Regions from separate parts of the Homo sapiens genome. Here region 2 is linked to region 1. A link is an interaction called in ENCODE POLR2A ChIA-PET data of the cell type or tissue named here. Cell type or tissue: PC-9. All regions are shown on one strand. Links, peaks and the distances in the headings refer to the core of each region. The heading gives the core; the rest is flanking DNA.

What was found. ChIA-PET counts read pairs that join two places held together with the same protein. Peaks named below come from ENCODE experiments on the same cell type or tissue, not always from the same donor. Only the 100,000 strongest peaks of a DNase experiment are listed, where the experiment ranks them.
Region 2: POLR2A ChIA-PET joins it to region 1 with 10 read pairs; 4 of 35 experiments call an interaction of 5 or more read pairs at or near these places.

The regions. Positions count from the first base shown.
Region 1 is chr6:42,092,983-42,109,978 of GRCh38, forward strand. C6orf132 (chromosome 6 open reading frame 132) reads right to left here. Exons shown (of 5, transcript NM_001164446.3): 4 at 11,481-14,601; 5 at 8,137-10,896. The coding sequence ends at 10,779. Among named protein-coding and RNA genes, the nearest start is that of C6orf132, 41 kb to the right of the region's middle. RefSeq lists silencers at 7,233-7,454, 11,362-11,411, 11,572-11,671, 11,692-11,841. In PC-9, for the core only: no CTCF peak of the experiment used is centred there; a DNase peak (open chromatin) is centred at 6,889; H3K4me3 peaks cover 830 bases; H3K27ac peaks cover 4,754 bases.
Region 2 is chr6:41,919,205-41,934,222 of GRCh38, forward strand. BYSL (bystin like) reads left to right here and starts at 2,295. Exons shown (of 7, transcript NM_004053.4): 1 at 2,295-2,626; 2 at 8,170-8,332; 3 at 10,928-11,066; 4 at 11,431-11,564; 5 at 12,192-12,352; 6 at 12,524-12,626; 7 at 13,157-13,842. The coding sequence starts at 2,359. The coding sequence ends at 13,502. It overlaps MED20 (mediator complex subunit 20), which reads right to left and starts at 1,935. Exons shown (of 4, transcript NM_004275.5): 1 at 1,801-1,935. The coding sequence starts at 1,814. RefSeq lists enhancers at 1,900-1,999, 6,056-6,556. In PC-9, for the core only: no CTCF peak of the experiment used is centred there; no DNase peak of the experiment used is centred there.

The DNA.
Region 1 (16,996 bases), core at 3,862-11,861:
CCTTCACCAAAGTCCACTCCCAAGCAGTCATCACACTGGGACTCCTTCAGGGTAAAACCAGCCAGGACACCAGGCTTCCAGCTAGAGCACAGGGTTTCTCAACCTCAGTACTACCGACATTTAGCTAGATTTGTTGTGGGAGGCTGCCCTGTACATTGTAGGACATTTAGTAGCACCCTTGGCCTCTACCTGCTGAATGCCCTTACTATCCCCCTAGGATGTCAATGAAAAAATATCTCCAGATCTTCCAGATATCACCAAATATCCTCTGGGAAGCAAAATTGGCCCTGGATAAGAACCATTAAAGTCAACTAAGACACCAGGGGGCTGCATATTCAGAAACTAAAGTGAGACTGGTAGAAAACTGGGGCAACAGAGATTTTTTTTTTTTTTTGAGACGGAGTCTTGTTCTGTCCCCTAGGCTGGAGTGCAGTGTCGCGATCTCGACTCACTGCAACCTCTGTGTCCTGGGTTCAAGCGATTCTCCTGCCTCAGCCTCCTGAGTAGCTGGGATTACAGGCACCCACCACCACACGCGGCTAATTTTTTCTTTTGTATTTTTAGTAGAAATGGGGCTAGTTTCTACTCCTGACTTCAAATGATCCACCCGCCTCAACTTCCCAAAGTGCTGGGATTATAGGCATGAGCCACCGTGCCCGGCTGAGATTTATTCCCCCCTCAAATCAGAATACATCTTCACTGTTTCTTCTGTCTAATTTCCTCAAGCTAGACTATAGGAATTAAGACAGTGTTGTAACATTTCAGAGCCCCGGAGCCCAACTCCCTGCATGACAACCCTGGCTCTCTGGCTTGCTAGCTCTGTGACCTTGGACAAGTTACATAGCCTTTGATAATAAAAGTGCCTGCCTCTTGGGGTTGTTGGGAGGATAGTATGAAATAATATGCGTAAAGTGCCTAGGATCGTGCCTGGTACCTAATAAGCTGTTGCAGGACAGGCTCCCCAGGAGACTGAGGTTTGTGTGCAGCAAGTTTGCTGGGAGTGCCCTCAAGAAGCACACTGGCATGGGAGAGGGAGAAGTGAGCACAGGGAAAAGCTGGGCTGCCTGCACTTGCAATGGAGGGGCGCCCTGGTCTGCAAGGACCTTCAGAGTTGTCCCGCATTGAGGGGAGGGACTTAGTGAATGTGAGCTGCCTCTAGGGTGTGGGCGTGACCTTGGGTGAGGTGGCTCTCCCGGGAAGGACAGTTCCTGGGGAGGGACTGCCAGCTGCTGGCTGGGGGTGTGAAAGCTTCAGTCCTGGAAAGGGAGAGGGTCAGGGAGACAGTGTAGCACCCATTGTGAGTGCTTGCTGACCAGTATCATGAGGCTTGATTGAAACAGAAGCAAGCCTGAGCAACACAGCGACACCCCATCTTTTTTTTTTTTTTTTTTTTTTTTGAGATGGAGTCTCACTCTGTCGCCAGGCTGGAGTGCAGTGGCGCAATCTCGGCTTACTGAAACCTCCGCCTCCTGGGTTCAAGTGATTCTCCTGCCTCAGCCTCCCGAATAGCTGAGACTACAGGTGCGCGTGACCACGCCCAGCTAATTTTTGTATTTTCAGTAGAGATGGGGTTTCACCATGTTGGCCAGGCTGGTCTCGATCTTTTGACCTCGTAATCTGCCCACCTCAACCTCTCAAAGTGCTGGGATTACAGGCGTGAGCCACCGTGCCCGGCCTACACCCCATCTTTAAAAAAAAAAATGTTTTTAATTAGTGAGGCATGGTGGTGTGCACCTGTAGTCCCAGCTACTCAGGAGGCTGAGTGGGAGGATCACTTGAGTCCAGGAGTTCAAGGATTCAGTGAGCCATGGTCATGCCACTGCACAGCAGCCTGGGCAACACAGTAAGACCCGGTCTCTAAGATAGGTAGATAGATAGATAGATAGATAGATAGATAGATAGATAGATAGAAGCAAAAGTATCTTATTTTTATTTTTAAATATTTTTTGAGATGAGGTCTCACTATGTTGCCTAGGCCAGTCTCAAACTCCTGGGCTCAAGCAAGCCTCTCAAGTAGCTGGGGCTACAGGCATGCACCACTGTGCCTTGCTGAAAGTGTCTTTAAAACATTATGGCCACCCAAGGAATGACTGTTAGCCTAACAGTGACTCTATGACCACCTCCCAGTACTGCTTACCCCAAGCCTGCCCTCTCTACTTACTGCCCTCTCTGGAACAAAAATTTGGAGAGATGCTGTCACACCCACCCCAGCCACATTGCCCTGGGGGCAAAAGGCAGTGCAGCAGGTGCAGTTTGGCTCCCTAGCACCCTCCAGCTGTGTGGCCTTGGCAAGGTCACTTGGCCTGTGGAGGCTGTAGTTTCTTCTTTGGTAAGCTGGGAGTGGCACTATCTGCCCTAAGGGAGATGAGGTGATGACACATGACACTGCACAGCAGGGGTTCTCAAAGTGCCATCCCTGTACCATCAGGACTTGCAGCCTCATCTGGAAACTTGTTAGAAATGTGAATTCCCAGCCAGGTGTGGTGGCTCACGCTGTAACCCCAGCACTTTGGGAGGCCGAGGTGGGTGGATCACCTGAGGTCAGGAGTTCGAGACCATCCTCACCAACATGATGAAACCCCATTTCTATTAAAAATACAAAAATTAGCCAGGCATGTTGGTGGGTGCCTGTAATCCCAGCTACTCGGGAGGCTGAGGCAGGAGAATTGCTTGAACCCAGGAGACAGAGGTTGCAGTGAACCGAGATCGCACCACTGCACTCCAGCCTGGGAGACAGAGTGAGACTCCATCTCAAAAAACAACAAAAAAAGAAAGACATGTGAATTCCCCAGCCCCATCCCAAACCCACTGAATCAGGAGCTTTGGAACAAGTCCCACACACCTGTGTTTTGACAAGTGCTTCTGATGCACTTCTGAGTTTTGAGAATGACTGGTGTGCCAGACAGCACCTAGCTTTGTGCCTGGATCCTAGGAGAAGCCATGTCAACCTCAGATGGATCTCAGTCTGAACCTGAACCCCACCAGTCACACAAACTTCAGGCACTTGTGAGCAAAGTGCCACCTGTTGGCTAATGCCCACTCCACATGCACACACGGGGATGCCAGGCTAAGACTGCGGTGCTGGACACCAGGGTAAATTACACAGGTGCCTTCTGGCACTCCCCTCTCCTCTCCCTGGAGAATCCAGTTAAAGTGAATGTCAAGGGCAGCTTTAAATGGCCAAGAGAGGTCACCGAAAGACCACAACTCACTCTGTAGGAAAAATAAGCACACAAAGGGCATCCCTCATTCCTCTGCCCAGCTCATGCACGTGCTCCCACAAGGGTCACAGGCCAGCAAGAGAGGACACCCACAAGGACAACCCAACAGTGCCCCATGTGGTCCCGTGCTCTCTTGGGCCACCGGGCTCTCCTGGGTGGAAGAGCTTTGCATTCTCCTGCTCCATAGTCCAGTTATTTGTGTGTACGTCTGTCTTCCACACTCAACTGTGAGCCTCTTGCGAGGTTCCTTGGCTTGTACTGAGTGGCGCCCCCTCGCAGTGTTGAATTGCATTGGTGGAATTCTGTGCTGCCCTTAGCTATTAGAACAAATGCTGGAAAGTTGTGAACCAAAAGGCAGGAAGATGACAGATGGGGTAGCCCAGAGAGAGACAGAGAAAGTAGGAGCCTACCAAACCCTCTTGAATGGCTCAGAAAATAAACTAAGGCAACAATGAAAAGCGGCAGGAGATGCTTCTCTGCAGTGAGGAAAGCTGAAAGGAGTCAGAAGGCTCAGTCTGTAGAAGACAAGACTGAAAATATTCCATTTTCAAGAATGAGAAGGGAGTATAAGTGCGGTGGCTCTTGCCCGTAATCCCAGCACTTTGGGAGGCTGAGGCAGAAGGATTGCTTGAGCCCAAGAGTTCAAGACCAGCCTGGGCAACCTAACGAGACCGTGTCTCTACAAAAAATAAAGACAAAAATTAGGAAGAGCACGGTGGCTCACGCCTGTAATCCCAGCACTTTGGGAGGCCGAGGCGGGTGGATCACAAGGTCAGGAGTTCAAGACCAGCCTGGCCAAGATGGTGAAATCCTGTTTCTACTAAAAATACAAAAATTAGCCAGGTGTGGTGGCGGGCGCCTGTAATCCTAGCTACTCAGGAGGCTGAGGCAGAGAATTGCTTGAACATGGGGGGTGGAGGTTGCAGTGAGCCGATCTCACACCACTGCACTCCAGCCTGGGCGACAAGGCAAGACTCCATCTCAAAAAAAAAAAAAAAATTAGCCAGGCCTGGTGGTGAATGCCTGTAGTCCCAGCTACCAGGAAGGCTGAGGTGGATCACTTGAGCTCTGGAGGCTGTGACCTATGATGGCACTATTGCACTCCAGCCTGGGCGACAGAGCAAGACCCTGCCTCAGGAAAAAAAAAAAAAAGAAAGAAAGAAAGAAAAGAAAATGAGAAGCCAGTGTCCCACTTCTGAGAGTAGCATTAGGGCTAATGATCCTATGCTGAGATGGAAGAGATTCAAAACAGCAAGTCTACTGGGTCCCCACTCTGTGCTTAGACCCCTGCTAGGCCCTCAAAACCTTGTGCAGGGAGCTCACTCCTTAATAAAAACCAAACCTAGAACTGTAAGGCTTTCCTCTTGAAGGTGGGCTCTGCAGGTGGGGAGGGCTGGTGAACAGGTCGGACCTGGCTGGCTTCTGCCACCCTGGCCCCCAGAGGTGCTTTCCTTCTCAATTCTCCCGCCCACATGTAATGGAAACTTTACCCTTGGTCCACAGCTGAGATAGGCTGTGGCACCAAGTAAGTTTGCTGAAGACCAAAGGAGCTCAAAAGGGAAAAAGCAACAGAGTGCAAGTCACTTGGATTGTTGGAGCTGGCCGCCCCTGTGGCTGGCTCACTGGTGGGGTGTAGAGGGCTGCCTGAGATCCTTTGAGGACCAGGACTCCCTCACCTGGTGCCATAACATCCTAGCTCATGTCTCTACTTAGAGGATGCAGTATCTCAGCCCACCAGGCAGGAGCCACTCCAAGGCATCTGGACACCTTTATGATGAGACCTTAGAGACTCATCCCTAAAACTAAACCTTCCCTCAGCCTGATAACCTCAGCATTAGATTAAGTTCCACACTGCAACTTCCACCTCCCAGATTCAAGCAATTCTCCTGCCTCAGCCTCCTGAGTAGCTGGGATTACAGGCGTGTACCACCACGCCTGGCTAATTTTTTTGTATTTTTAGTAGAGACAGGGTTTCACCATGTTGGTCAGGCTGGTCTTGAACTCCTGACCTCGTGATCCATCCCTCTCGACCTTCCCAAAGTGCTGGGATTACAGGTGTCAGCCACCGCGCCCAGCCAAGGAACTTACACAGTGCTTGATGATATTTGATTAAGTACTAACTTGTATTCATCAATAAACTCAATATAGTGAGCACCTGCTGGTGCCAGGAGCAGCACCAGATGCTGGGGATACTGTGATGAGTGAGGCGTCCTTACGTTGTGGAGCTTACAAGTTGCTGGGAGAGAGATGTAGACCAAGTAACACTAGGTGCGGGGAGGGAGAGCAGCAGGGACCGTGGGAAGCTTTGCAGGAGCTGCTGTGGCCTAGCAGGTGAGGGATGTCTGAGCTGAAGCCTGAGGATAAAGAAGAGCCTGCCACAGAAGTGGGAGAGGTAGGTATGGAGGAGGAAGAGGTCTCCGAGCAGAGCAGGGCTGGGGAAGGCTTCCTGTAGGAGCTCCGATCCAAGCTGGACCTTGAGTGTGAGCTGGCCTAGGGGAAGCCAAGGGGGCCCAAGCAGTGAGGCGGGGATGAGTATTTGGGGGTAGTTTGGAGCCATTGGTCCGGCTACTCTGGCCACACAATTGTGTGAGAAGGAAGTAGGGGAGAATCATTCCTTTTGGAGAGGCTGGATTTGAGTGGATGGCCAGGCAACCACATGGACATGTCCAGGAGGCACTTCCAAAGTTAGAAATATGGACCCCTGGTACAGGTGAGCATGAGGGGCGACACTGTCTTCTGAGGAAGAAACTACAGAAGGAGGACTGGAGAGCCGACGACAGGGTGGACAGGGAGACAGTTGGGGGGAGGAAAGGAGCCAGTGTGCAAGATAGAGGATCGGAGCACCTTGTTCTGCACAGGCTCAGAGAACGATTCTCAAGGGGAAGGAGGGAGGAGTGGCTCATCTGTGCCAAATGTGAATGAAGTTTCCAGAGGTGCGGGAATTGGGCAGAGGAGCACAGGATTATCCATACAACGGGGAGCATTCATAATAAATTGCCTGGGTCTCTTCCTCTCTCCCAGAAGAGCACCTTTTCTCACATTGCTGGCAAAAAGCATCCCAGAGGCCCCAACAGCAGGGCTCAGACTCTGGCCATCCCTGGGGCTTCGGAGGGAGGGGGCCCAGGCTCTCTGATGGGTGCCAGTGTCCACCCTTCCCATACAGCTGACTGATGATGGGGCATGAGCATGGCCTTTGAGCTGCTGAAAGGGAAGTGGCCACAGTCTGCCTGGGTAGGCAGGTGGGGGCAGGCCTGCCTGACAGCTCAGCAGCGAGGTGGCCTCTGCCTCACCCCTCCAGGTTCCGGAGTCACCTCTGTCCTACAGCTTTGCACAGAAGGGCTCACCGGGAGTGAGGGGAAGCCTCTCTCCTTGAACAAGCCTGGCCGTGACAAAAGCTGAGCTTGACCTTTTTCACGACAGGCCCCTTTATATATTGCTGGCGCCAGGCCCCAGGCTTCCAGCTCAGCTTTTCCCGGGACCTGTCCTAGCTGTTGCTTTCGGCCAGGCTGGGCTTCACAAGAGAGGTGGGGTGGAGTTCTGGCCCAGGGAACAGTGAAACGGCTTCAGAAACCAAGGTGTGGCTAATCTGATCCAGGAACATCTGCCCCGCCCATGCCCATTAACCTTTTTTGGCACCAGGGTAGCTTTAGCCTACTCAGCCTCTTCTCCACCACTCTAATAGAGGTAAAGTTTGGGGAGTACAACCGGGAGAGGATAAGTGGGTGGGGAGAGTGGTTACAGCTATAAGGGAGGCAGCTGTGATGATTCACGCAGAAAGAACAGGGTTTCCAGTCAGAGGGGCCATTCTGAGCAACTCACGTCTCTTCCCGGGGCCTTCATTTCCTCAACAACAAAATGCAATTAGGAGTATTACACGGCTGGCACATTTTAGAGGACTGTCACAGGTAAACGAGAGAGAGAAGGAACTTTGCAAACTGTCAAGGTTAAATAAGTGTTGGTGGGTACCTTGACCACTGTCACTTAAGGAGTTTTCAACATGAAGCCTGTGGAGCCTGAATCTGGGGGATCTGTGGGGTGCCTGAAATAGTGTGTAAAATGCACTTGCGGCCTCTTGAGAAGCATGCATCAGTTTCTCAAAGAGGTCAGGGACCCAACAAAGTTTAATATCCAGACACGGCCCAAGTCCGTCCTCCTCACTTCTCCGATGAGTCAGCTGATACCCAAGGTCACACAGCTTGTCAGAGGCAGAGCCAGGATGTGGGGCCCTTGTTCTCTGCCCTCCCTCCTGGGTTAACCATTGCCCCTTCCATGTCAGATGAGGGAGAAAATGTTAGAAGGGAGCAAGTGTGGGGAGAAAAGCCAGACGAAGGGCCCAAGCCACTATCCCTGCTCGGGGTTTCCAGAATGAGGACATCATGGTAGAGGTGGGGGGACAGTGAGAGACAGGAGAATGAGGAGGCTCCAAGGATGGGAGAGGCCCTTCCTGGAAGCCCAGATTTCAGAGTAAGTGAGTCATCCTCCCTTTCCCATAAAGCCCCCACAAAAGACTCAGAGGAGGAAACACAACGCTTTCTCTAACACTGTCTTGAGATGACTTTTCTGGTTACTTTTTTGGAAAAAAAAAATTGGGGGCCGGGTGCGGTGGCTCACGCCCACCCAGCACTTTGGGAGGCCGAAGTGGGTGGATCATGAGGTCAGGAGTTCAAGAACAGCCTGGGCAACACAGTAAAACCCCATCGCTACTAAAAAATACAAAAATTAGCTGGGTGTGGTGGCGCATGCCTGTAGTCCCAGCTACTCAGGAGGCTGAGGCAGGGAATCGCTTGAACCTGGGAGGCAGAGGTTGCAGTGAGCCAAGATCATGCCACTCCACTCCAGCCTGGTGAAAGAGCAAGGTTCCGTCTAAAATAATAATAATAATAAAATAAAATATTCTAAAAGTATGACGTCAAGATGGCCTTAAAAAAAAAAGCTTTATGGAAAACTGTGACAGGCCATATACAAATGTGAGGTATTCATCACCCAAAGATGCCATTTGCTGAGCAACTACTAAGCGCTAGGCACGTGCTGGACGCTTTGCCTAAATCAGTATGTCACCACCACAAGAGGCCTTCCCTGACTACCCTGTTAAAGTAAATCCACTCCTCTCCCCACTCGCTAGTTATTCTCTCACGTTCCCTGTTTTTTCCTTCTTACTACTCCTTGTAATTTATGATGTTTTTGTGTGCTTTTTCAATCCTCTTCCACCAGACAGACTATTAGCTTGCCATGAACAGGAGTCATGTGGGTGAGCTGATGGCAGTCTATCCATACTAAGCACAGTGGCTTGTATCCAGTAGTTACCCAAATCCTTGTTAGACAAACACAGCCACGGAGCTGGAGGCCAGTCCAAACTGGCCTGTTTATCTTCCAAGTCAAGTGAGACTCAGCCTTCCCTGCCCACCCCAGAGCAATATACAGCTGAGAGTCTACGCCCCACCCCTCGAGCCTTAACATAGCAGATAAATTAATGATCTCTTTTATAAAACATTGTACAGGGAAAATACATACATAGAGAGCTAGTGCTGGGGCTGGGGTGGGATTTGCTTCTTGAACACAGATAACCAGACCCTACCCCATCAGGGTGGCTGGCCTTGGTAATCTGGGCATCCACCCACCCCTGCACTTTCTTCCCTAAAGTGGCTCACCTGCTGTCCTGACAACCAGCCTCGGCTGGTTACCACAAATAATAAAGGTCCAACATCTTCCCCCCAAAGGGAACTACTTTCTGGCTGGCCCCCACCAGCCTGCTCCTCTGAAATGGGCACTCTCCAGTCCTTCCTTCTTACTGAGGCAGCCCACCTTGACCTGGTCCCAGGAATTTGGCCCACCAGTACCTGAAGATAGGGAAGCAAGACCAAGGAATATTGTTTCCTGATATGTTTGGTGATCACAGCATCTAAACCAGGACTTTTTTGAAAAGTGGAAGGGGGTCTAATTCACTGGAAAACAAGCATAAACCTGGACTGCCCAGGCAAAGGACACGTGGTCACCCTACTGATAGGTCTCCCCTGCTCCTTTTTTTTTTTTTTTTTTTTTTTTTGAGACGAGTCTCGCTCTGTCGCCAGGCTGGAGTGCAATTGTGCAATCTCGGCTCACTGCAACCTCCACCTCCTGGGTTCGAGCGATTCTCCTGCCTCAGCGCCCCGAGTAGCTGGGACTACAGGCGCCCACCACCATGCCCAGGTCATTTTTTTATTTTTAGTAGAGACAGGGTTTCGCCATGTAGGCCAGGATGGTCTTAATCTCTTGACCTCATGATCCACCCGCCTCAGCCTCCCAAAGTGCTAGAATTACAGGTGTGAGCCACCATGCCCAGCCAGGTCTCCCCTGCTCTTAACTGGCCCAATCCTAGCACTCTTTTTTTTTTTTTTTCCGTATTTTTAGTAGAGATGGGGTTTCACCATTTGGGCAGGCTGGTCTCGAACTTCTGACCTCAAGTGATCCACCGGCCTCGGCCTCCCAAAGTGCTGGGATTACAGGTGTGAGCCACCGCGCCCAGCCAACCAATCCTACCACTCTTGACTTTCCCAAACACATTCCCCAACAGCAGCAAGCTTCTTCAGACCTCCATTCCCATCTCTGCTGCCTCCACTCTCCAAGGCTTTCTAGCATCTTAAGGCATCAAGAGTATTGGTGACTTGTAGTATCAGTGTTAGGAAAAATGCCTTCTCCAAATCCCATATGAGACCTGGCCATGTAAGGCCCCTAGTGTCAAGCCTAAGACTCATGGCTCCTTGGGCCCAGTCCCCAAAATCAGGGCTGCACAGGTCTGAATAGCAAAGCCAGGCTTAACCTTGTTTCCCATCCTAAACTTGCCAAGTGTCCTCTCTCTAGGCCTCCCTGTAGCTAAGGGCTAGGGCCAAGGAAAAATGAACCATCAATCTCCCACCTCTGCCCTTGGCCAATGCAAAGGGCTTCCATTCCACATGTGGGAGCTTCACTCCCCACCCCACACATGGTCCTTCTCCACATGTTATACATACACATTCCTGGTCCCACCTCAATGCGGCTAGGAACCCCAGGTGTCCACTCTTGCTTGGGATGGCAGGTGATGGAGGCTAAAGATCTCCCTTCGGTGCCCTGCACACCCACCAGACAGAGCTGGGCCTCAGCCCTTTGCAAGGGCCTGACAGGCAATCACAGCTATCTCGATGGGTTCCAGTTCAGTCAGTGCCCCACCCCTTGCTTTCAGAACCTGCTCAGTAGGCCGTGCTTGTAAAACTGTTTTAAATAACTCTTGCTAAAGCAGATAGTACCAGAGAGCAGAAACTCAGCGCCCAGGTCCTTAATGGTTCCTTCTCTCTACCCTCCTTCCCCTCCCACCCCCCACGTGTAAACAGTCCACAGTCACACCAGCGCTTTGGGAAACAGAAGCCCACTCTCGGTCTTCCTGGGCCACTGCTTCTCATCGTTGGTCTTTGGGGATCAAAGACTCCTCTGTGTCTGAGTCAGGTCGCCCAACACCTGCTGTGTACCTCCCACCCCCCACAAGAAACAAGTGCCCAGATCCTTAAAGACACAGTTTGTTGGAGTAGAGCTAAGAGAACCCCTGGCTCAGGAGGTGGCTTTCCGATGGGCCCCTGAGCAGACATAGGAGATGGGATGGCGGGTCCCAGGCCTCACGGTGAACGTGTTGATGGGGCTTCCATAGCGGGTGGTGGTGTAGGGAGACCTGGGGGAGAGCAAGAGATGTGAGGTGAATATCTGCAGCTGGTTAGCCAACACGTCTCTCATCTCCCCGAGGGACCGAGAGGAAAAGATGCTGCTCATACTTCTGTATTTGCCCCGACAAGCCCTGGGCTTATCGACCCCAGGGAGGGACCGCAGACATCACAAACAGGGCTCCCATTCTGGTCTGGGCCCTGCTGGCCGGAGAACATGCCTAACAGCCTTTCACTCAGAACTCTTTCACTCCTGGCCTGTGTCGGGATCCAACTCTGTGTTGGGAAATCCCTCCACCCAAGGGCCACTCAGATCTCTCCCCGCCCCACACTTAGCCTGACCTCTGGGATCTAGCGGGCAGGAGAGAGACAGACGAGAGGAGCTGGTGGGGAAAGAGAAGGGAGGTCAGGAGGGAGGTCAGGAAGGCGCCAACAGCGCCCTCTCCCGGTAAGTGGGCCTCCCTCCCGCGTTCTACCTGCAAGGCCGAAGGGAGAAAACCAAATGTTTTCTCTTGACGGATGGCCGGGACTCCTTGGCCCTCGCCTGGCTTTCCACCCCTCCTGGCTTCCCGCACCAGCCGGGCCCGCAGCTCACCTGCCGGCAGCTGGGGCGAAGCCGTAGTCGGCGCTGCCGGGCGCTTTGTGCTTGGCCTCCGCGGCGCCCCGGGCGGCGCCCTCCAGGGACAGCCTCGGCGCGTGCAGGCCTCCGGGGGGCGCGCGACCCGCCGAGTTCACGCGCCGCATCTCGGGGCCTCCGGGCTGCGGCCCGAAGCAGTTGGGAGAGCTCAGGCTGCGGCCGGTGCCACCGTGGGGTAGCCCTGGGCCTCGGTGCGGCTCCCCGACGTACAGGCGCTTCTTTATGAGCGAGCGGCCCCCTCCCGAGAAGCGCTCCAGGCCCCCAGCCCCGGCGTAGCGCGCGCCCGCGGGAAAGCGCGAGAAGCCGAGAGCCGGGGGCGCCCCGGGGCCAGCGTTCGGGAGCTGCCTCAAGTCTGAGTAGTTGTTCCGGGGAGGGGAGCTCTGGCGGCCCAGATACTGGAGGGCCGGGGCCGGGGGCTCAGGGTCATTGCTGAACTCTGGCGGCGGTGGGATGACCTCGAAGTTGAACTCCTCCTCCTCCTCCTCCCTCTTGTTCGAAGGAGAAGGTGGGGAGGAGAAGGACTTGGGCAGCGGGTGGCCCTGGGGGAGGTTGGAGGGAGCTACTCTTTCCCAGGCCACAGGGGCCTGGGGCTCTGGCTTTGTCCAGTTGTGCCTGCGGCTCAGCTCTGTGCCCTCTGCGTCTCTTCCCAGCCGCGGCCCCCACTTATTGGGTATTTCGGTCGTCAGCGGGGAGTCCTTCTCAGCCTCCTTGGGTAACTTGGGCACCACAGTGAAGGAGTTGGGCGTGCCCTGGCTGTGGAAGATGCTGTCAGAGCTGGCCTCGGCTTGGTGGCTGTGGTCACGGAGACTTCCTGGCAGAGAGGACCGACCCAGGGCAGCCCCTACAGACCTTCCCTTCTGAGCCCTCTGCCTGGCCGCCAGGAGCAGGGCCATCGGCGAGCCCCGCTCCACCACCTCCCCAGTCACCGGGTGCCTGAGGAGTTCATCAGTGGGCTGGGCCGAGGCAGGAGGCTTGGCTGGCAGCCCTGGGGGCTCCTTCACCTCCACGGGCTCCCCTGGCCCTGCAGCCCCTCCTCTGGCCAGGGTGGGCATCACCACAGCAACCTCACGGCTGAGGCTGCTCTGGTGGCAGTGGGGCTTGTAGAGACATGGCACCTCTCCTCCACCAGGAGATGTCTTTGGTGGGAAGGCTGCAGATGAGCGGGCTCCCTGTGTGGGCAGCCTAGTGGCCTCTGAGGGGGACCCCTCTCCCCTTGCCTGGGAGGGAGTGGAAACTTCTTGAGATGCTGGCTTCTCTGGCTGGCCAGCTGGGCCTGAGTCCTTCTCTGCCATCAGTTGGGATGTGGTGGTGGGCAGAGTTGTGGCTGTAGATGCTATGGCAGGGCCAGATGTGGCCTTGAGTGGTGTGGTTGGCCCAGATGTGGCCTTGAGTGGTGTGGCTGGCCCAAGTGTGGCCTTGGGTGGTGTGGCTGGCCAAAGTGTAGCCTTGGGTGGTATGGCTGGCTCAGGTGTGGCCTTGGGTGGTATGGCTGGTCCCAACATAGCCTTGGGCTGGAGTGATGTAGTTGGCAGCAGGGTGGTGGATTGAGGTGGCAGATTCTTGGCCACAGGCTTGGAGAGTTTGTCATCATCAGCCCCGTTTTCACAAATTCTTCCCCCTTCTAGCCGAGGCTTAGGGGGCAGAGATCCTATGCTGGGCTTAGCCTCCTTCTCTGCTGCTGAGGAGAGCCGGGCCTCCAGCTCATTCCGGATCTGCCGCACACTGGGAGTTGGAGAGTCTTGGGGAATGTAGTCCACAGAGGGCAGGGTCAGGCTGGGGGCAGCCTCTGTCTCTGTCAGGCTGCTGCCGCCAAGACTCTTTTCAGGAACACCTGGGGGAGTGTCCTTTGCTGGCAGGCTCAGGAGAGTCTCCTTCTCAGGCAGGCGGGGGCCCTTCTTGCCCTCCTTGCTCTGAGGGGCCACTGTTGGGCCTGGCCTGTGACTGAGGAATCGGTCCTCTCTCCTGGAGCCACAGAGATAGGCTGCCAGCTCGTTCCGCAGCTTTTCCATCTGGCTGGGGTCCCTCCAGTCCACAGGTGCTGAAGACGCTGTGTTCTCTGGGCTGGGGGGGTTGGGTTTGGGTTTGAGAGCAGGAGAGCTGGATTTAGGGGTTTTTGTAAACCCAGCAGGTGGATGGGCTGCCTTCTGAGCACAGGGCAAAGGAGGTGCAGCTGGGGGAAGTGGGGGTGCTGGGGGAGGGAGGGGGGGTGCAGGAGGGGGCAGGGGAGGGGCTGGAGGCGGAGTCCCAGCTCGTTCATCTGCTTGGGACTGGGACTGGCCAAGCCTTGGGCTGGCTGGTGCTGTGGCCTTGAGCTCCCCAGGGCAGTCTGGCTCGGGGGCCCTGTCTGGGTAGACCTGGGAGGCGGGGCGGATGTGGAAGCTGGGAGGCAGTGGGAGTCGGCTGGGAGCCTTCTTGGTGGCCCCCTCTTCCTTTCGGGGAGCCTCTTGTGCTTCCTGAACTGGGATGGACGAAGTCCTGACTGGGGTTGGGGGAGGCACTTTGAAAGAACGGGGGAAGGTGAGATGGGGCTCTGGGTTAGGTCCCAGGGCGCTCCCCTTTGGCTCAGCAGGGCTTCTCGGGGGGCTGGCTCTGGTGGCCTCTGCCTGCCTGCCATTCAGTGCTACATCTGATTTCCACTTGGTGACACCCCCAGGGGGAAAGAGACGAGTCCCCACTGTGTGAGGAGATGCTGGAGCTGGGGGTGCTGGGGCTGGCACAGGAGGCGGTGGGGGGGCTAGAAAGGCCAAGGGTGGGGCAGGGGGAATGAAGTCAGGAGGGGTGGGTATGGATGGGGAGGAAAGAGTGTGTGGTGGGGATAGGGCCTCCAATACTGGGGGTGGAGGTGGGGCCATGCTGGGCGGGGGTGGGGGTTCCAGCAGCAGGGGAGGTGGTGGGGGTGCTGTGGAAGGTGGAGATGGCAGTGGCGACCCCCCTGGAGGTTCTGAAATGTCCTGAGGGGGCCCTGGGGCTGGGCCTGGGGGAGGTGGGGGGATGAGTAGATCCTGGCCATATTGTCCAGGCCTCAGGTCACCCACAGAGCTGTACAGTCGGAGGTTGCCATTGACTAGTGAGCTGGTACCTGAAAGAAGGAGAGGCAAAGATGGGGGGCAGGAACAAGGCAGACTAGCCCTGCCAATTTCTGTTTACCCAGGGCAGGGGCAGGGGTGGGCACCCAAGAGAATGACTGGATCATTTTCTCCTGAACACCAAGAGAGGGAGCAGCCCTGTGTCCAGTCTCCTGAGCTGTCCTGGGGGTGTCCCCCCTTCTTTCTAGGGAGCGTCTCCTGCCTGTCCCTGGCACAGCCTTTGAAGCCTGTATGGAATTACCTCCATTTGCCTCCCCAGAGTCACCCTCTAACCTGTGCCGGGACTCCCTTGCCCCCTGAGATGGGGGGTGGGGACAAGAGGGCCAGGGCACTGATTCCTCTGGCTGCCTCCTGGCTGCGTCACAGGTTGGCAGCAGCTGTCTTTCCTGCCCCGCAGACACAGGTCCTGTCGGGGTGTCCCTCTCCCACTATGTTCAGTCCCTGGGTGTCACTGTCCCCAGGAGACAAGAGTCGCCTAACCAAGCTCACACTCTGGTATACTGTCCCTTTACTCAACTCTCTTCAGTTATCCCCTTTGAGTGCGCCATCTGTTTCTTGCTGGGACCTTGACCTTGGCCAAGCCAGAAAGTCCAGGGTTCAAATCCCAGCTCTACCACTTATTAGATGAGTGACCTTGAACACACTAATTAACCTTGCTGAGCCTCAGTTTCCTCATCTGTCAAAGGGGCATGATGTCAGTGCTCGCTTCTTACAGCTGTTGTGAGGATTAAATGAGAGAATCCATGCAAATACACAGAAAGGGCTTGTCATGGTGCCAGGCCTCCAGTAGGCATTTAATAAAATGGAACCACTTTGATTCCTACCATCTGTGCTTAACTTTTCAGACTGTGTGAGACAGGGAAGGTGGGAAAGAGATAGGAAGTCATGGGGCAGGGGCGAGAGACCTCCTCAGTGAGGAAGGCTGGGTGAGAGACCCGCAGGAGGGAGCAATTTGCACAAACTACTCCTGCTTTCTAAAGACCCTGAAACTATTAAGAACCCAGCTGTCCACTTCATAGAGAATGGAGGCAGATTCTGGACTGCAGAATAGAACAGGGGTGTGCAGAAGGAAGGTGGCCTGGACAATCTGGGTGCTAAAGAGATGCTGAGAGCCCCTGGCCCCAGCAGCGCACATCCCTCTCTTGTCCTCGGACCAGGTCCCCAGCCCCTCTCCCAGAGTCTACTTCCTTCTTAGGGGCACCCATCCTTTGCTCCCCTCCTCTCAGTCCCTAACAGTGTGGCGAACCTGGGGAGTGTGCGGCTCTGAAGGGCTCCTCCCAGCTGCCTGACTTCAAACTGAAGAAACCAAGAGTGGGGAAGGGGAAAACTAACATTCACTGAGCACCCAACTGTCAGGCAGGACTTAGGAGCTGGGGTACAGCAGCAAAAAAACCAACAAAACAAAAAACAGACAAACACTGGTCCTCCTAGGGAGCTTACGCTTGAACGGGACAATGAACATAATGTGTGAGTACATTATTATCACATTAGAGGATGAGTGCGATGGGAAAAAACACCAGCAGGGGAGGGGTGCAGCAGGTGCAATTTAAATAGGGCAGTCCGGCCGGGTGCGGTGGCTCACACCTGTAATCCGAGCACTTTAGGAGGCTGAGGCAGGTGGATCACGAGGTCAAGAGATAGAGACCATCCTGGCCAACATGGTGAAACACTGTCTCTACTAAAAATACAAAAATTAGCTGGGCATGGTGGTGTGCACCTATGGTCCCAGCTACTCAGAGGCTGAGGTGGGAGAACTGCTTGAACCCGGGAGGCAGAGGTTGCAGTGAGCTGAGATCACACCACTGCCCTCCAGCCTGGCAACAGAGCGAGACTCCATCTCAAATAAATAAATAAATAAATAAATAAAGCAGTCTGAGAAGGCCTCGCAGAGAAGGTGACATTTGAGCAAAGAAGGGAGGAGTGAGGGAGACGGCCACACAGATGCCTCGCAGAAGAGCATTCTAACCTGAGAGGTCTGCAGTGCAAAGACCCCAAGGCGGAAATGTGCCTGGGGTATTTCAGGAGCAACAGGAGATGCTGTGGCCGGGGCAGTGTGGGAGGGGAAAGCAAGCAAGCAAAGTGGCCAGACTCCGGTCAGACTCCAGCAGTCCTTGCAAGAACCTTTTCTCTGAGTGACACGGGAAGCCATTAGTGAGTTTGAAGCACCTCTGAGAGGTGTGACAGACATGACATACATCCCATCCACCACTTCATTTACTCCTCCAAACTGAACTGTTGTTCCCATCGTTCGTTGGAAGATACAGAGGTAGGAGGGGTGAAGTGTCTTGCCCAAGGGAGCAAAGTGAATATGTGGGGAGCTGGGATTCAAAGCCAGGCCCTTCTTCCACTTTATGCTGCACTTGTTCCTGCTCTGGCTTTGTCCCCTTG
Region 2 (15,018 bases), core at 4,668-12,667, 170 kb before region 1:
CAGTTAATGGGTGGTACACTCAAGACTCAAAGCCCAGCAACCTGGCTTGATGTCCATGCTCTTAACCACTAACTAGACTGCCTGTATAAGGATGTAGTGCCTGTTAAAACATTAAGGAAAATCGATTAAAAAATTAATAAACAATAGTACAAGCAGTACTTAGCTATATAGAAATCAAGAAAACAGTCATAGATGACATTGCTTTATGATCAACTAAATGAATCTATTAAGGTAGAGTCCTTCTGTTGCTAAAAATTGTCACTACTCTATCAGAAAAAAACACTGATAAACGATGTTGCTAATGTGCCTTATTTTGAAATACAAAAGAATCCCTAAACTGACGCTACAAGTGACAGAAGTCCTAGGATTCTGAAAACGTTGATAAGGGGGCCAACAGAGAGCCCTTTCCCTGGAGCTGCCTTCTCCATTTAAAGAGCAGGGGTGGCTGGGCACGGTGGCTCATGTCTATAATGCCAATACTTTGGGAGACCAAAGCAGGAGGCTCGCTTGAGTTCAGGAATTCAAGACCTGCATGTACAAAACAGCAAGACCCCATTTCTATTTCTTTAAAAAAAAGAAAGAGCAAGGGTTCCAGGGTTCTACGCTGCATCCTTTCCATTTCCATTCCTCACATATCTTGCTTCCATTAAGGAACACAGGAGGATCGTGTCAATCGTAGGAAGCAAGAGTGCAATCACTGAGAAACCTGCAAGAACCTGGGCTACCAGGAGGAAAAGTATTTCCCCTACACATGCTTTTGTATGAGAAGCCTATATCCACTGGCTTCAAATATCCTGGCCTCCGGATTTCTCCCACGGGAAAAATGCTCACATCTACTGAGATAAGAAAAAAATGTTCTGGGACCTGGCACCTTACAACTAACGCCTCCACGAGCACTGGACCCATACCTTTCCCTGCCACCTCATCTTCTTTCAACTGAGACTTAAAACATATGAAAGATAAAAACTCCATTGAAACTAGACCAACCATGGAATTAAACATAGTGGGAAACGGGTCCTAAAGAGATAAAGTGCCTGGAACCATGATCTCCTTATTATCAATACCCTTTTTTCCTCTAGACCCAAGATCTTAAAATGAGCAAATTAGAAACAGACACAAGCGGGTCTAACTGTATTTGATGGCTGAGGGAAGAGCAGGCGAAAATCTTAAAAAATACTATCTCCTGATTGCTTATGGCCCACTCCCTCCAACCCTGTCTGCAGGTGGGTCATAGTCCAAAGACCCTATTTCCAACCCTGAGGTCCCACTGCAGGCAGTACTATGGCCTCACGGGAAGGAAGATGTATCCAGAAGAGAATGAGGTATACAACCATTGATAGGTTCCTGGGATAAAAAGTTTGCTTTGTCGACACCAGCGTGGCCAATATGGTGAAACCCCATTTCTACTAAAAATACAAAAAGTAACCGGGCGTGGTGGCGGGCGCCTGTAGTCCCAGCTACTCGGGACTACAGGAGAATCGCTTGAACCCAAGAGGCGGAGTGTTGCAGTGAGCCAAGATCGCTCCACTGCACTCCAGTCTGGCGACAGAGCGAGACCCCGTCTTAAAAAAAACAAAACAAAACAAAAAAAAAACCTTTGCTTTCCCGCCTTCCAAGAGGAAGGGGCGCATCTCTGAGGAAACAAGCCCGGGGAACCCGCAGCCCGGACGGCATCCTCTCATCTACACAACCCGAGGACATCTCCCTCAGCTCCCAGAGGACGGCGGACCATGGTCAAGGTCCTCTTTCCGGCCTTTCACAACTCCAAGCCCCGCCCCACAAAACCCCCTGCAGTCCTACCAAGTCACTCCCATGGCGTCGGGCCAGGAAGGTGGCAGAATCACACAGTAGAAACGCAGGGTTCCCTGTCCGCCCACAGAAACTCCTTCAGTTCCCCAACACAACCTTCTGTCTCAGAAGGGACTCCGGAAATACGTAAAAACAGAGCGCCGGGTCCACGCCTTCCCCAAGGAATGGGGCGTGTCTCGGCACCCCTCGGTGACGCCTCCACTGACATCATCTGCGGATTCCCGCCCCGAGGTTTCTAAATCCAGACATTCCCGTTTGGCTGAGCACTCTAGGCCTACATCCATGAAGCTAGGAGAGCGACACTCAAAGACTGCACTATTGAGAGAAGCTAACGTTAAAGGCAGTGAATATATTCGGGAGTCCAGCTCCGGAACCCGGGAGCTCTTTTAGTGGGAGGGGCGGCGCTGATGGCGCTTCTGGCCTCCGAATGCTAGGGGGCGCTGTGATCGCCGGGCGGCCTCTTGGGCGCTGGGAGTCCACCGCGCAAGCGCATCCTGGCCTTTCTTCAGTCCCCACGTGCGATCCTTCCCGGCAACTTTTTCGAGAAAAATGCCCAAATTCAAGGCGGCCCGTGGGGTGGGGGGTCAGGAAAAACATGCGCCCCTGGCCGATCAGATCCTGGCTGGGAATGCGGTGCGGGCGGGGGTCCGGGAGAAGCGGCGGGGTCGCGGGACAGGAGAAGCGGAGGAAGAGTATGTGGGGCCCCGGCTGAGCCGACGGATTTTGCAGCAAGCACGGCAGCAACAGGAGGAACTCGAGGCCGAGCATGGGACTGGGGACAAGCCCGCGGCGCCGCGGGAACGCACCACGCGGCTGGGTGAGTGTCTGGGATGAGGTCCGAGGAAGACAGTGGCCAGTAGTGGGGCGGGGTGGGCAGCTAAAAAGTGTCTGGCAGGGGAATTGCTTCGAGTCAACAAAGGGGTCCGTATTACACTTGCAAAGGAGACTGAACCCTGTCTAGAGCCCTCCGCGTCCACTCCTAGTTTTAGGCACTCCCTTCTAGACACCCCCGAAGTTAGGCCAACAGTAATCGATCGCGCCACTAAGTGCTCCTAGCATGTATCCATTGGTTTTGTAAATATTTATGGGATACCCACTACGAGCTTTGCGCTATGCTCGGAATTCTATCGAATGTTTGGGTACAGAAGTAAACAACACAGGCACGTCTAACTTAAGGACCTTACAGTCAAGCCCAGCAGAGAGGCAATTAAGTAGACTCTTAGAATAATATATTTCCATGATAAAGTATCGTTTCCCTGGTAACAATAGCATTGGTCTTGAGAAGCTTCTCCGATTGCAGCAGGACCTTTAAGCTGAGAACTGAAAAACGAATGGGAAGTGTTATGAGCAGAAAACACATTGTTTAGCAGCCAAAGAGCGAGAGAGATGAATTGAAAGACGTCTGATGTTTTCTCACTAGGGAGGGAGTGTTGACCTCTGAGGTGCTTCATCCGTTTCTCAGATCTCATCTAAAGCAATATTTGACACAATTGAATAGTGGCCTTCTGGCCACAGTATCCTTACTTGGGTTCTAAGACATCAACACTCCTGTTTTACTGCCACCTCACTTCTCAGTATCCTTGGCTGACTCTTATTGCAACCTCTTCTCCTCAGTCCTCTGACCTCTTCAAATATTCTCTGGTGCTGGCAAGTTTCATGGTTTAAATACCATCCTTGAGTGACTACTCCTAACTTTATAGTCTAGCCCTGATCTCTTCCATGAAATCCAGATTCTTATATTCAACTGCCTATTTGGCATCTCCAATTTGAAATCTAACAGACAGCTCAAATTTAACATGTACAAAACAGAAATCCTGACCTTCCCTCCAAACCTGCTTCTCTCACCATTGCCTTCCCTGTCTCAGTTAGTAGCATATTCTTTCATTTGCTCGAGATAAACTTTAGACTCCTCTCTCTCCCTGCCCCCACCATCTCCTCTCTCTGTCTCTCCCTCCCCACATCTGATCTGTAAGGAAATTCTGATGACTTTGCCTTCAAAGTGTATCCAAAATGAGACCACTTTTCACCGCTTTGGAACACCATCCTGTCGTAGCCACCACAGTCTCTCACCTGGATTATCACAGTAGCCTCCTCGTTAGTATCTCATATTCTCCGTTTTTTCTTTTTTTCTTTTTTTTTTGAGACAGAGTCTCTCTCTCTCTCTGTCACCCAGGATAGAGTGCGGTGGCACAATCATAGCTAACTGCAGCCTCAATCTCCTGGGCTCCAGTCGTCTTTCCACCTCAGCCTCCCACGTAGCTGGGACCACAGGTGTGTGCCACCATGTCCAACTAATTCTTTTTTTTTTTTTTTGAGCCTGTCGCCCAGGCTGTAGTGCAGTGGCGCAATCTTGGCTCACTGCAACCTCTGCCACCTAGGTCCAAGCAATTCTTCTGCCTCAGCCTTCTGAGTAGCTGAGATTACAGGCGTGAGCCATCACATCCAGTTAATTTTTGTATTTTCAGTAGAGATGGGGTTTCACCATGTTGGCCAGACTGGTCTTGAACTCCTGACTTCAGGTCATCGTCCACCTCTGCCTCCCAAAATGCTGGGATTACAGGCGTGAGCCACCGCACCTGGCCGCTAATTATTTAATTATTTGTAGAGATGAGGTCTCACAGTGGTGCCCAGTTTGGTCTCAAACTCCTGGGCTCAAACGACCCTCCCTGCCTTGGCCTCCCAAAGTGCTGGGATTACAGGTGTGAGCTACTGCACCCTGCCGTGTCTCATACTCTCTACAAAGTACTCACAGGTGGGGGATTACAATGGTCTACAATGCACTATATGATCTGCCTCCTTTGCCAGTCTGACCTCTTCTACTGCTTTCCTCTTTGCCCATTCCACTCCACCTATTTAGGCTTCATTGTGCCTTAAACGTGGGAAATTAGGGGGTTTGGCCTGGTTGTTCCTTCTCTCTGGGATAGTTTGTTCTCATACACTTGTAGGGTTACTTTCTCAGAGAGGCCTATCCACTCCATTTAAGATTGCAGCACTCTACTCCATCTCCATACTCCCAGCATTTCTGCCCTATCTTTTTTTCATAGTACTTATCTTTTTTTTTTTTTTGAGACAGAGTCTCGCTCCGTCACCCAGGCTGAGTGCAATACCACGATCTCGGCTCACTGCAACCTCCACCTCCCGGGTTCAAGCGATTCTCCTGCCTCAGCCTCCCAAGTAGCTGGGATTACAGGCGCCCGCCACCACACCCAGCTAATTTTTTTTTTTTTTGTATTTTTAGTAGAGTTGGGGATTTCGCTATGTTGGCCAGCCTGGTCTCAAACTCCTGACCTCAGGTGATCCACCCGCCTCGGCCTCCCGAAGTGCTGGGATTACAGGCATGAGCCACTGCACCCAGCCCATAGTACTTATCTTTTAACCCAATATATTTATATGTTTATTTATGTCTGTCTCTTCCATTTAGACAGGATTGGGTGCGTTCAGGGTGGTATGGTCGTAGACTATCTCCTCCAATTAGAATGTAAGCTGTATAGAACAAAGTCTTTTGGTTTCGGTTGTTCGTGGATATATTGCCAGCACCCCGAACAGTGCCTCACATATAGTAGGTGCTTGGTGTTTGCTGAATGACTGGGTTAATCGGTAATGAATGATGGTCAGGTAGGTGGGAGCCAAGCCTACAAAAGATTTTAAAACCATCCTAACAGCAGTGGGAAGAATGGGAAGCTACTGGAGAATTTTAAGGACAGGGCTGATCAAATCAAATATGTGTTTCTGGAAGGTGACCGTCTGCAGAGTGGAAAATGAGTTGGAGGGAAGCAAGGTCAGAAACATAGAGACCAGTGGGCGACTGTTGAATAAATCCAGGCAAGAGATGATGCTGATCTAGGCTTAGATGGGGCTGTGAAGCATGTGAGAGACAGTCTATGAGGTAAAATTGAATATGATTTAGTAATTGATTGGGTGTTGAGGGTGAGGGCAGGGGATGAGGCAAGAGTACCTCCCAGGCTTAGCATTGGGTGGACGATGGTGCCGTTTACTGAGCTGTGGATGGTTAGCAGTGTAGACCTAGGAGGGAAAGAAAATTAGTTTAGTTGATAACGGGTGAGATTTGAGGTGCCTGTGAGTCATCCAAGAGCAGCTTACAGGAGACACCTGGAGTTAGGGTCTGGCACTAAGGAGAACCACCTACAAAGTACAAATTTGGGGGACCGTTGGAACGTGGAGACAAAATGTCTGTTCCCCCTTATTTAGTGTTTATCACACACTGCCTTTGTTGTTAATGACCTATTGATACGTAGCATTATAGCTCCCCACTTGGATTATTAGACCCCTTTCCAGATGCCCAGACATGTAGCCTTCCAAAAACAGAAGTTATTTAAATGGACTAACTTCATTTTTTTTTTTTTTTTTAAGACGGAGTCTCGCTCTGTCGCCCAGGCTGGAGTGCAGTGGCACGATCTTGGCTCACTGCAAGCTCCGCCTCCCGGGTTCACACCATTCTCCTGCCTCAGCCTCCCGAGTAGCTGGGACTACAGGCGCCCGCCACCACACCCGGCTAATTTTTTGTATTTTTAGTAGAGACGGGGTTTCACCGTGTTAGCCAGGATGGTCTCGGTCTCCTGACCTCGTGATCCGCCCGCCTTGGCCTCTCTAAGTGCTGGGATTACAGGCGTGAGCCACCGCGCCCGGCCTATTTATTTTTATTTATTTATTTATTTATTTTTTTGAGACAGAGTTTTGCTGTTGTTGCCCAGGCTGGAGTGCAGTGGCGCGATCTCGGCTCACCTCACCTCAACCTCCACCTCCCGGGTTCAAGCGATTCTCATGCCTCAGCCTTCCCAAGTAGCTGGGATTATAGGCATGCGCCACCAAGCCCGGCTAATTTTGTATTTTTAGTAGAGACGGGGCTTCTCCCTGTTAGTCAGGCTGGTCTCGAACTCCCAATCTCATGATCCACCCGCCTTGGTCTCCCAAAATGGTGGGATTACAGGCGTGAGCCACCACGCCCAGCCAACTTCATGTATTTAAATGGACTGGTGGATTGAAATCTGAACTCTACTGCCTGAATTTAAAGGCCCTCCAGTCTGGCTTCACCTTTCCCACGTACCTAGCATTATTTCTTGCTATTGCCTAGGAGACTCTTATATCCAAGCCTTATTTTCTCTGCGTCTGGAACACACTCCTTCTGCTCCCAAACTGCCCATCCAGCTCCTAACTGTCCTCACCACTCATCCTTTAAGTGCATATGTTGTCTCTACTACTCATTGTGGCATATAATCAAACCCGAATATGTGTAGAATAGTGGTGAAGAATGCAGTCTAGACCCAGACTACCTGTCTTGGGCAAATTACCCAACTTCTCAGTGCTTCAATGTCCTCATTTGAAACTGGGTATAGTAATAGTATCCACTTCTTGGGTTTATTCTTATTTATTTATTTATTTGCCATTGTTCCATAAGAAGGTTTATTTTATTTTTTTTAATTTTATATATATTTTTTGAGACGGAGTCTCGCTTTGTCACCAGGCTGGAGTGCAGTGGCGTGACCTTGGCTCACTGCAACCTCCACCTCCTGGGTTCAAGTGATTCTCCTGCCTCAGCCTTCCAAATAGCTGGGACTACAGGCGCCCACCACCACGCCCAGCTAATTTTTGTATTTTTAGTAGAGATGGGGTTTCACCATGTTGACCAGGGTGGTTTCGATCTCTTGACCTCGTGATCTGCCCGCCTCGGCCTCCCAAAGTGCTGGGATTACAGGCGTGAGCCACCGTGCCCGGCCACTTCTTGGGTTTATAAGGATTAAACAGTTAACATGGGTATAGTGTTTAGAAGTTCCTTCTACAGGCCGGGAACAGTGGCTCACGCCCTGTAATCCCAGCATTTTGGGAGGCCAAGGCGGGCGGATCACGAGGTCAAGAGATCGAGACCATTCTGGTCAACATGGTGAAACCCCAACTCTACTAAAAATACAAAAAATTAGCCGGGCTGGTGGCTTATGCCTGTAGTCCCAGCTGCTTGGGAGGCTGAGGCAGGAGAATGGCATGAACCCGGGAGGCGGAGCTTGCAGTGAGCTGAGATCCAGCCACTGCACTCCAGTGTGGGTGACAGAGCAAGACTCCATTTCAAAAAAAAAAAAAAAAGTTCCTTCTACATAACTGAGTATGGTATGTTAACTATTATTTATGGCCATTGCTTTTCTTATTGTTTCCTGTATATACATTTTGTTTCTCAAGCATGATTGCAAGCCCCTGGGGACAGGGAGCTAATGCATTTGTTTCACTGCACATACCTGCGTCTATCACAACCACATGTGAGGCCTGTACTACATAATGGCTAAAGTTAAACTGACGAAATCCCTCAGCTACCTTTTGCTGTGCTCATCCATTTAGTCTCCCCTCTTCTAGGTCCAAGAATGCCTCAGGATGGATCAGATGACGAGGACGAGGAGTGGCCCACCCTGGAGAAGGCTGCCACAATGACAGCAGCGGGCCATCATGCAGAGGTGGTTGTGGACCCTGAGGATGAGCGTGCCATAGAGATGTTCATGAACAAGAACCCTCCTGCCAGGTAGGCCTGGGGATTTGGGATAATGAGTCCTTGTAGAAAGTTCCCACAGGAAAACAAGTTCCCTGGCAGACTTATGATTCCCTACCTTTGGAAAGGGCCCTGGAGTTGCTAGCTGTAGGGGACCACCTTGACAAAACTGGCCCATCCTCAAAGGACCACTGTGAGTAGGAATGACCCAGCCTCAAAAAACATTGTGTCCTTATGTCCATTTGTTGTACAACTGCCCAGTTGCCAGGGAAACAGTTCCAGGCCCCTTTTACACCTCTGGGGAGAGCCATCCTATTGCATTTGGTTTTGGTATTCTTAGTTTTTTTAGCGGTAAGCTCAACTTCCTTGGACAAGTCTTCATATCCTAAGCTTCATTTAAGCCAAGGTTTTTCAACCTCAGCATTATTGACATTTTGGGCTGGGTAATTTTGTGTGTGTGTGGAGGCTGTCCTGTGCAGTGTAGGAGGTTTAGTAGATATCTCTGATCTCTACTTCTAGACTCCAGTAGCAACCTTCCCCCAGTTGTGAAAACCAAAAATGACATCAGACATTGCCAAATGTCCTCTGGGAGGCAAGACTGCCCCTAGTCAGGACCACTAATTTATTCCCATCTATAATAAATGCTAGCTCCAAAACATGCAGGCATTTAGACTGCCTGTGGTCAAACTCCTGAGCCCATAAATTTTGGCCCTTGGGAGTGGAGTCTAGGATAAGGGTCCTCAACCAGTTCATTCTGACCCTGTGATATTAACATAATGGTGTCCCTGATACTTTAGGCTGTTTTGGGCTAATGCATCTCATTGCTAATCATACTATAAAAGGACAGGGAGGCTGATAAATTCTGTGGCAGCTTATTTGAAAATGCAGAATGAAGAAATGAAAATGAGCCCCTCTCCCAGATTGATGCCTAACAGTTGAAATATATGTCATAAAGTATGTACTTGGGCTTGTCCCCCCAGAGAGCCTCTCAGGTTCTCACTCAGCACCTCATAACTCCTACTTCACTGATAATGCTGACCAATTTAGCAGAATGCTTTTCCAGCTTGTAGTAAATAGAGTAGACAAGCTCCTTGAAGTAATCAGAACTCCTGGCAGTCGTAAGAAATGATAGCTGGCATCTTCAGAAAGCAAGCCTAGATCCACATGAATTCAACAATCAGAGGCCATTTAGTTTGGGGGCACATTATAAGGTACTATAAAGCACCTTAACTCAAGACTTCCAAAAACCTGAGTTTGACTCTTACCCCCACCTGACAGCTGTGAGGCCTTGGGTGAGTTATTAACCTGAGGCCCAGTTCCCATGTCTGCATAAGTTTCCGTGTCCTATAAGTGTTGCGCTGACTCTAGGACTGAAAAGTCCCAAACTCAGTGCCTGGCATTGAGTAGGACCTCAGAAAAGAGGAGCAGTTTGTTTTTTGTTTTGTTTTGTGACAGGATCTCACTCTGTCACCCACGCTGGAGGGCAGTGGCATGATCTCAGCTCACTGCAACCTCAGCCTCTCGAGTAGCTGGGATTACAGGCACGTACCACCACGCCTGGCTAATTTTTGTTTTATTAGTAGAGACAGGGTTTCACCATGTTGGCCAGGCTGGTCTCAAACTCCTGACCTCACGTGATCCACCTCCCTCAGCCTCCCAAAGTACTGGGATTACAAGCGTGAGCCACTGCGCCCAACTGAGAAGCAGCTTTAAATACATTTCAGTCTGGGCATGGTGGCCCAGACCTGTAATCTTAGCACTTTGGGACGCCAAGGCAGGAGCCCAGGAGTGTGAGACCAGCCTGGGCAACATGGGGAGACCCCATCTCTACAGAAGAATAAAAAACTAGCTGGGCCTTGTACTATGTTCCTGTGGTCCCAGCTACTCGAGAGACTGAGGCGGGAAGATCGCTTGAGCCAGAGAGATAGAGGCTGCAGTGAGCCATGATGGTGCCACTGCATGCCAACCTGGGCAACAGAGGTAGACTCTCTCTCAAAAAAAATAAATAAATACACTTCAGCAGCCTCTGAAGATGCTAGTATTATATGACAGCTCAAGGCGATGGTAATTCTGAATCATTAAGATAAGATTATGTTTGATACACCCAACAATACTGTTTAAGGAGGCTGAAAAGAATATAATCAGTCTTAGAAATATTTCCATAGATAACGCTTACTGTGTACTGACCATTCCAAGTAATGAACAGACATTAACTTATTTAATCCTTCCATTAATCTTTTAAGGTGGGTACCGTTATTATCCCTATTTTACAAATGAGGAAACAGAGGCATAGAGAGGTAAAGTAACATGCCCAAGATCATACCAGGGAGTGGGTGAGCCAGGATTTGAACCTGGGCAGACTGACTTCAGAGTTGAGGTTCATAATAACCTCCGTACAACTGCTAGCTTTGTCCTAAATGGAATGACTTTCAGTTCCTTTGCACCCTGCAGTGATTCTGTCTGTGGTGGATGAATGGGCACAGAGAGAGAACTCTAAGCTGCATATCCCAGCAGGATCGCAGTATGGCGGTGCTCACAGGGGACTGTGGGGAGTCTGGAGCTTCCTGGACAGTGACCACAGTGCTCCTTGCCCCCTCTCTCCCCTCCTCTTGGCACTTCCCCTCTTAGGCGCACCCTGGCTGACATCATCATGGAGAAGCTGACTGAGAAGCAGACAGAGGTTGAGACAGTCATGTCAGAGGTGTCGGGCTTCCCTATGCCCCAGCTGGACCCCCGGGTCCTAGAAGTGTACAGGGGGGTCCGGGAGGTAAGAGCTGAGAGGGGAGCCATGGTGGAAGACCCCTTTGGGGGCTGTGGGCTCCTGCCACAGGCTTTTTTGCCTTTTGCCTGCATCACATACTAAAGAAGTCATGGGAGTAGAAAACAGACCTAAGAGGCAGAGTGTGTGGGTTCAGATTCCTGCTCTGCCTGTAAATGACTTGGCATCCTTGGGTCGGTTACTGGAACTCTCACTGGTCATCTGTAAAATGAGCATAATAATGGCACCTCCTTATAGGTTATTGTGGGGATGCAATGAGTTAATATATTAAAAGCACCCAGACAAGTTCCTAGCCCACAGCAAGCTTGCCATATGTGGATGACGATGATTGTTTTACCTCCCTCATCCCTAGGTATTATCTAAGTACCGCAGTGGAAAACTGCCCAAGGCATTTAAGATCATCCCTGCACTCTCCAACTGGGAGCAAATCCTCTACGTCACAGAGCCGGAGGCCTGGACTGCAGCTGCCATGTACCAGGCCACCAGGTAGAGTAGCTGGGGGTTCGGGGGCCTTGGGTTTATAGGTGCAGGCTGAGTTTGGGACGGACAGGCTTTCCTTGCCTCTGGCCCCAGGGCATTTGAGCTTTGCCCCAGGGCCCTCTCTGTGCTACTTTATAGCATCATTTTTCTAGCTTTTCCTGTGTCATTTTTTGGGGCCAAGACCCAGTTAGCCAGTTAGGAACCCTCCGTGATGAATTTCTAGGGGAGAGGCTTTTATAGCTACTGGGATACAACCCTCTGTGATGAATTTCTAGGGGAGAGGCTTTTATAGCCACTGGGATACAACCCTGTAGCAGGACCCTCAGAAGTCTGTGACTGCCCAGGCATGCTCAGGGCTACTCAACTGATGCTGAGTAGCCATCAGTTTGCACGAGCTCTGGCTCTCCCACAGACAAACGGTGCTCCTCATTTGGGTATATCTCATTGCCCCTCCTATTCTCTCTCTAAGCTGATGGGTGTTGCATGCACACAGCTCCCACACATCCCCCACTGAAAGAAAGGTCCCATATTTTACTTTAAAACCTCTTGTATGCACTATCCATGGTGATATTTAATGGGCCGGGTCCAGACTGTCGTGTGAGTTGGAAACTTCCCCCGCTTAACTCCCACTAGGATTTTTGCCTCTAACCTGAAGGAACGCATGGCCCAGCGCTTCTACAACCTTGTCCTGCTCCCTCGAGTACGAGATGACGTTGCTGAATACAAACGACTCAACTTCCATCTCTACATGGCTCTCAAGAAGGCCCTTTTCAAACCTGGAGCCTGGTTCAAAGGTGGGATCCCAGAGGCACGGAAGAAAGGGAAGGGCTGGAGCTTCTATGGGGAACACAGCAGGCCTGGTGTGGGAAATTGCTAGCTGTCCCTGGGCTGGGTGGGAATGCTTCCTGCTGTAACTCCTTTTTCTCATCCTGGGCTCACAGTGGCTGCCCTTTGACTCTCCCTAGGGATCCTGATTCCACTGTGCGAGTCTGGCACTTGTACCCTCCGGGAAGCCATCATTGTGGGTAGCATCATCACCAAGTGCTCCATCCCTGTGTTGCACTCCAGGTAGTATTGCTGGGGGTGGAAGGGGGCTGGTCAGTGGATATCCAGATAGTGGAATTGCCAGGACTTGGGAATGGGCAGAGTGGAGAAGGAGCTAAGGAAAGCCTTGGGTTTGTGCTTGTTTAAGCCAATGAGTAGGTGTATCATTATCCCCCTCAATGTAAGTTGTGCAACAACAGGGCCCGAGTGCCTGGCATAAAGTAAGTTCTCAGTAAATAGATAAACAAATGAGTAGGAAACACAGGAAGAAAGTAGTTAGGGTGGAGACGTTGAGATGTTTGGACCATACTCTAGTTGGTTACTGAAACAAGCAGTCTATGCTAGAGATAGAGATTTGGGTGGATCCCTGTAGAGATGGTGACTGAGGTCAAGGGAGTATAATATGATTGTGTAGGTGAGAAGGTCCCTGGGGAATACCATAGTGTAAGGGCCAGCAGAGGGGAAGAAAAAAAGGGGAAAGCATAGAGGGAGAAGTAGGATCCTTCTTCCAATGTTTTCCCTGCTTACTCTACCCCACCTCCCTTTCCCACTAGTGCGGCCATGCTGAAAATTGCTGAGATGGAATACAGCGGTGCCAACAGCATCTTCCTGCGACTGCTGCTGGATAAGAAGTATGCACTGCCTTACCGGGTGCTGGATGCCCTAGTCTTCCACTTCCTGGGGTTCCGGACAGAGAAGCGTGAACTGCCTGTGCTGTGGCACCAGTGCCTCCTGACTTTGGTCCAGCGCTACAAGGCCGACTTGGCCACAGACCAGAAAGAGGCCCTCTTAGAACTGCTCCGGCTGCAGCCCCATCCACAGCTATCGCCCGAAATCAGGCGTGAGCTTCAGAGTGCAGTCCCCCGCGATGTGGAAGATGTTCCCATCACCGTGGAGTGAGGAAAACAGTCAGCTGTCCTGGCCAAAGGGGTTTGGAAGGACACCAAGACCCCCGTTGGTGACTGAAGATGACACTGAGCTTTAATGGCTGAAGACCCAGATCAGGGCAGTGACAGATCACAGGGACATCTGTGGCTCCCAGTCCAGGACAGGAAGGACTGAGGGTCTGGCTGGTTCCCTCTTCCATTCTAGGCCCTTATCCCTGTTTAGTTCTGAGAGCCAACTTGAGATACCATATGCTAGCATTCCCAGTCCCCAGCTGGGGCTTGGTGTGAGTACTTTTTCTATGGCTATTGTGTCAGGTCACTGTGGATAAAGGCAAAGACAGATATTTATTGAACCTCTGTGTTTGGTGTAGTCAATGGAGGTAGGCATTACTCCTGTTAGTATTTGGAGGACGGAGGACATTCTTGTCCTGTTTATATAGGACCCACCTCCCTTGATCTCCAAGCTTGTTTCTCCAGGCTGCACTCACCTTGTTAGCCCCCAGGGGACACATCCTCTGCCTTCCCCCATCACAGGCTACAGCAGCCAGGAGCAGGTTGTCCAAAGATGGTCGTGTCTCAGCAGTGGATGAAAGGACTACAAGAGAAAACTCCTTGGGGAAAGCAGAGATAAGAGTCAAGAAAGGCCAGAGAGGCTGGGCTTGGTGGCTCACGCCTGTAATCCCAGCACTTTGGGAGGCTGAGGTAGGTGGATTACCTGAGTTCAGGAGTTCGAGACCAGCCTGGCCAACATGGTGAAACCCCTTCTCTACTAAAAATACAAAAATTAGCTGGGTGTGGTGGCGTGTGCTTGTAATCCCAGCTACTTGGGAGGCTGAGGCAGGAGAATCGCTTCAACCTGGGAGGTGGAGGTTGCGGTGATCCAGGATTGGGGCCACTACACTCCAGCCTGGGCCACGGAGCAAGACTGTCTCAAAAAAAAAAAAAAAAGGCCAGAGAATAAGGCTGGGCCCAAGAATGGTTAGATCAGAGCTAGCATCAAACAGGCTCCCTTTCTGGCTTTTCAGCCAATGAAAGCTTTAGACTAGTGACTAGTAAACTAGGGCCAGGTGCCCCTTTTTTTGTTGATTTGTTTTTTGAGACGGAGTCTCGCTCTGTCGCCCAGGCTGGAGTACAGTGGCATGATCTCGGCTCGCTGCAACCTCCGCCTCCATGGTTCAAGAGATTCTCCTGCCTCAGCCTCCTGAGTAGCTGGGACTACAGGTGCGTGCCACCACGCCTGGCTAATTTTTGTATTTTTAGTAGAGACGGGGTGGAGAAGGGGTTTCACCAGGTTGGCCAGGCTGGTCTCAAACTCCTGACCTCAGGTGATCCACCCGCCTCGGCCTCCCAAAGTGCTGGGATTACAGGCATGAGCCACTGCACCCAGCCCAAGTGCCCATTTTTGTGTGGCCCATGAGCTAAGAATGATTTTTCCATTTTTAAATGGGGAAAAAATTAAAACAGTATTTTGTGATAGGTAGGAATTACATGAAATTCCAGTTTCAGCATCCATAAATAGTTTTGTTGGA